2 separate regions of the Homo sapiens genome follow, and region 2 is linked to region 1. Evidence: chromatin loops called from intact Hi-C (ENCODE). Cell type or tissue: PC-3. All regions are shown on one strand.

Evidence for each region. Peaks named below come from ENCODE experiments on the same cell type or tissue, not always from the same donor. Only the 100,000 strongest peaks of a DNase experiment are listed, where the experiment ranks them.
Region 2: a loop joins it to region 1, with 8 times the contacts of the local background. A loop is called at or near these places in 6 of 110 quality-filtered maps.

What each region holds. Positions count from the first base shown.
Region 1 is chrX:8,868,073-8,870,572 of GRCh38, forward strand. No RefSeq gene overlaps it. Among named protein-coding and RNA genes, the nearest start is that of LINC03114, 58 kb to the right of the region's middle. In PC-3, a CTCF peak has its summit at 1,036 (motif pointing right); a DNase peak (open chromatin) is centred at 549; H3K4me3 peaks cover 1,101 bases; H3K27ac peaks cover 1,965 bases.
Region 2 is chrX:8,817,451-8,819,950 of GRCh38, forward strand. No RefSeq gene overlaps it. Among named protein-coding and RNA genes, the nearest start is that of FAM9A, 17 kb to the left of the region's middle. In PC-3, no CTCF peak of the experiment used is centred here; no DNase peak of the experiment used is centred here.

The DNA.
Region 1 (2,500 bases):
TATTTCAGTAAAGTGTTAAAAAATAAACAATGTATGCTCCTGTGAAGGGGATGGCTACTGTACCTCCAGTGCTGATCACACAGGCTTTTCTGAAGCATAGTCTGAGCAAAGACCATAATGGTGACTTGAGTGCAGCCATATGAAACCAGCAGGGCCAGCACCCCATGTGATGGGAGCAGTAAGTGCAAAGGCCTTGTGATGGGAACACACTGCTGTGCTGAGCAGCAGAATAAGGGCTGGCGGGTCAGAGTGCAGAGGCCAGAGAGGAGAGCTGTGAAAAAAATGGACTGTTGCCCATTAACTTTGTAAACTCTGGAAAACAGGATATTAGGTTGCATTTGCAAGGCTGCATGTAAGTTAGGTACTTCTTAAATGGTTTTGGTGTGTTATGTTCACCAAAATAATACTAATACTGGGGATGACTCATACTAAACAAGGCTGAGTTATGCTGACCCTAGATCAAAATTATGAGGTGAGTAAAGTTTGTGTTGACAATGCCTCTCCTGCACTTTCTGCTCCCCATTTCCCCGTGCGTCATACCTTGCAAGATACTCCTGCATTTCCTGTTGTGCTTCTCACGTCCGCCAGCCCTATACAGATAGTGGCATCCCCCAAAGATTAATCCACTCCTATCCAACACACTCAGCTGTGAATCACTACTGTCTGTGGTGGTCAGAAACACCATAGACATGTGAGTTCATGCAACAATCTTCCCTTTCTGTTCCCCATCAGACATTTGTTCTTTGAAAGAGAACTCCAGGATGGAAAATGTCTCAGCTATATGATAGATTTAAACTTTATAGCATCAATGGAGATTGTCCCCGCTGCCCCCATTTTCCACCTCCAACCCCTGCTATGGTTAGATATCCTAACTGAGCATATATCCATGAGGTTGTTCATTAGTGCTAATTAAGGAAAGGAAGAGAATGGTCGTTCAGCAAAAGGAGAGTTGTTTCTCAGTATTATTCATTATGTTCTTTTGGAAATTGCATGAGATGGTGACTAACCTATGTGTTGTCTCTAATTTTTCTCTGCTTCCTACACTAGATGTCACTGTGCAGCTCATTATTAATATAAGTAGCCTAAGGAAACTCTTCATAGAGAAATGGAAACTTTTTAAAATTTTTTAAATCACAAAGGATCCCTAACATGGTAGCACCTGAAATGCAAGCGATCTGCTCAGCTGGCTGCCATTCGGCATGGAGACAGCTCATTTCCTCTACATGAATTACCATTAGTCTACCCCAGTGTAACGCTAAGAAGACTTATCAACAACTTGAAATATGTTTTTATGTCTTTTTCCCATTTGCATACCTGTCAACCTGATACAAAGTGAGAATTTGGGAAATGCAAATAGCCTACTCATGAAATTTAATGATGTGCACATATGCTCTATTTTGATACATTGTAAAAATACACCATTCCCTGGATGCTTAAAAAATAATGTCCTCCCCTGAAGATAATGAAGCTTGGAATAGAGTAAGGACCCCCACCTCACCTACTTTGCCTTTTCTTGCCTCCTGTTTTAGTTGCATCATAAACCTTGAAGTCAGAAATGTGTTTAGTGTGTTTTCAATAGGTAGGATGGCCAACAACTCCAGTTTGCACCAGACTGAGAAGGTTTTAAAACCAGGAGGAGTTGGTCAACCTGCTAACGATGGACACCACAGAGATTGGCTTGCTTGTATTATTACAACCCATTACCCCCATTTGAGAACACCTCTGCACACACAGTCTGAACCCTGAGTTATTTTTGCTTAAGAACCAAGCACAAGACAAGGAGTGTTATTCAGCCTATAAGGATTTTTAAATTCTACCAGAACTACAGGTTTGAGTCACTAGTAGGCACCCAGAAGAAAAAAATATTTTCCAGGATGCTCTCCAGAAGCAGAACAATTTGGCTATGTCTAAAGTTTTAACAAAAGTGACTACAAAAATGGAATGACTTGCATAATTTCTAAAGGGCATACTGTAAAAATTTTTCAGAGACTCTGATAAGATAAATATGGTGCCATCCTGGCAAGGTAGATGTTCCTGTATTAGATAAGAGGGTTAAGTTTTCTGGAAAAAAAAAGCAAAGGAATAATGAGATGCATTGATCTAAGATAACAACTCTATAGTATATAATGCAAGCAATTACACTGATTCCAAAGGTATTGTTTTGATGTGGATCTAAAAACAGATTCAAAATAAGGTTATATTATTTTTCTCAAATGAAGAGCAAATCAGCAAACTGCTTTATTAGAGTATCAGGAGAGGATGAGGAGGAGGAAAAGGAGAATAAGGAGGAGAGGAGGAAGAAGAAGAGGTGGAGGAGGATGTGGAGGAGGAGCAGGAAAGGAAGAGAAGAGGGGAGAAGGGAGGGGGAGAAAGAGAAGAGGAAGAAAATCATGACATCTCTAATCTTCTTTAATCTTCACAACTGCCCTATGAGGAATGAATTTTTGTCTCCATTTTATAGACAAGCAATTCTGTTCTTATAATTGCTCAACTTTGCACA
Region 2 (2,500 bases), 51 kb before region 1:
CTGAGCCTAATATACTTACATGAAAGACTAATATATAGATAAGGAGATGTAGTCATATACAAATTACATGAAAAATGTACATACACGTTAAAGAGAGGAAAACAATTTTTCTTTTCACGTATATTCCATAGTTGGTTGCAAAAATACAATTAGTTAACTTTTCAGAATTAACCTGAAAAAGTTTGTATCTGTGAAGCCAGTGAGATCTGTTACTTTGAAGTTGCATAAACTTTATAGGCTCTTAAAAAAAAAAAACAAAAAACCTCAATATCTTATTCAATTGCTTCCTTTCTAAGAAAAGGAATTATTCACCCACCTGGTTCTCAGTACTAAAAGAGGAAACCAGCATGAAATTGCCTAATCTAGCACATATTAAGCATAATAGGTGTTTATTAAAACAATAATCATTGATTAGTTATTATTGCTTGTTAATTAGGATTATCTTTAAAATGAGGATGTGGTGTATGAATCACTCAAGAAGAAGACCAACCCTAAGGAAATTAGGAATTTTCTAGCTCCCAAGTCCCCTCTTCCTATGCTTTGCTGCTCCGTCAGGTGGAATATCAAGCCAATTACACCGTGGGGTTTTTTTTTTTTTTTTGCCAATTTTGTACCCACTATTACTCTCATCAAGATTAGATTTTATACATTACTATTAACTTAAAAGAAAAATACATTACTATTAACTTAAAAGAAAGTTTTCTTTTAACACATATATATTGATGCCTGTTGTATCCCATTTAGTTTACAAGGCAAACATATACATTTTATTCCACTGTGCTCATCTGACAATCCAAAAACAGAGGATTCGACTAGGAAGTTTTGTGACTTAGGTCCCAGAGCAAATAAAGTGTAGATTCTGGGGGTTTCAGCAAAGGTCTGTCTCTTCCCTTGGTCCATGCACTCAGTAATGCTCCAGGCTACCCTGGACAAATCTTTCCTTGTTAGAAGAAACACAAACACCAGCAGAGCAGAGAAGTTTTGTAGAAGGCACACACCATGACAGCAGTCAGGGGCCCTGAAAAAAAGCGACCATAATCCAATACACTCCCGCTCCTCTTCTGGGTTTCTCCATCCTACTCAGGCTTCAAACATGCATCTTTTCACTGTCCCTGGAGCATATTTTCAAATCATTTGGACAGATGGGTTGCTTAGGCTTTGAGTTCCCTATTTATGTGGGGTGTTCAGAATGGAGTATTGGCGTGGAATTTACAGGCACTGATTTCTTCTAGCCCTTGTCATCACCATCATCGTCATCATCATCATCATCACCATCATCATCATCATCATCAAGATCTCAGATTAAGCGTTTCCTCCCTGTAAGTTTCTTCTCAATTTCTGACACTAACTCCAAAGACCATGCATGTGCCAGACTGCCCTGATGATGGTTGTACAGGGTTGATCCAATTCCCTTAAAATGGACTCTCAGGCAATTCAGGTTCCTGCTTTAGCCATAGGGGCCTGCAGACACATGGGTGATAAATCCCTTCCCTTTTGAAGGCCATAAGCCCTTTTCTGTCTCTTGTAGCTGAAAAGCATTTTGAACACCAACTTTACAAATGCAAATAGTCATTCATGATATTAAAAGCTTTTAAATAATAATTTCAAAATTGTTGGGCTAACTGAATAACATTTTCGTGCAATGAGATCAAAGCAAAAAAAATTTTGCAGTGTCAGACTTAAAGAAGGATCCTTTTGTATGAAGAGAAATGATCTTGTAACTGCTTTGTTGGATTCTTAATTCAAATATTCATTAATTGAATGTAACATATACGGTATTTAGAATCCTCTTCCTTTGAGAAACAAAAGAACACATTTATCTGAGACTAAGAGCTTTCCCTGCTTAGCAAAACCCGAGGGCTAGAAATCTGAAGATTTATTTCAAATTTTCTCAAGGGCAGTTGAATAATGTTTAAGATATAACACCAGATGGCAGTATTTCCATGTTCTAGATCACACACACACACACACACACACACACACACACACACACACGTGTGTGTGTGTGTATATATATATATACATATATATAATATATTTGTATATATATATGTATATACACAAGTAGACAAAAAACAGTGTTTCTATAGTGACCAATGTCGGGCAGGGAGACTTTAAAATCAGTATTGACAATAGACACAGATATTTACATCAGAAATTTATCTTTATACTTGAGATATGTGACTCATTTTTCCCATATAGTTCACTTAAAAAACAGTTCACAATTATTATTATTTTTCTTATTTACTGAAGCAGCAACACATAGGTAGGTAACCCATATAAATATTGACAAACAATGAAAAGAAAAAATGAGCAAAATTTGGCGAAATTGCCAAACTAGCATATAATATCAGCAAATTATGGCTCAATTTAAAGGCTTTCTTTATTTAAATAAAAAACTATGTAGCTTTACCTGAGCCTAATATACTTACATGAATGACTAATATATACATAAGGACATGTAGTCATATACATATTACATGAAAAATGTACATACACG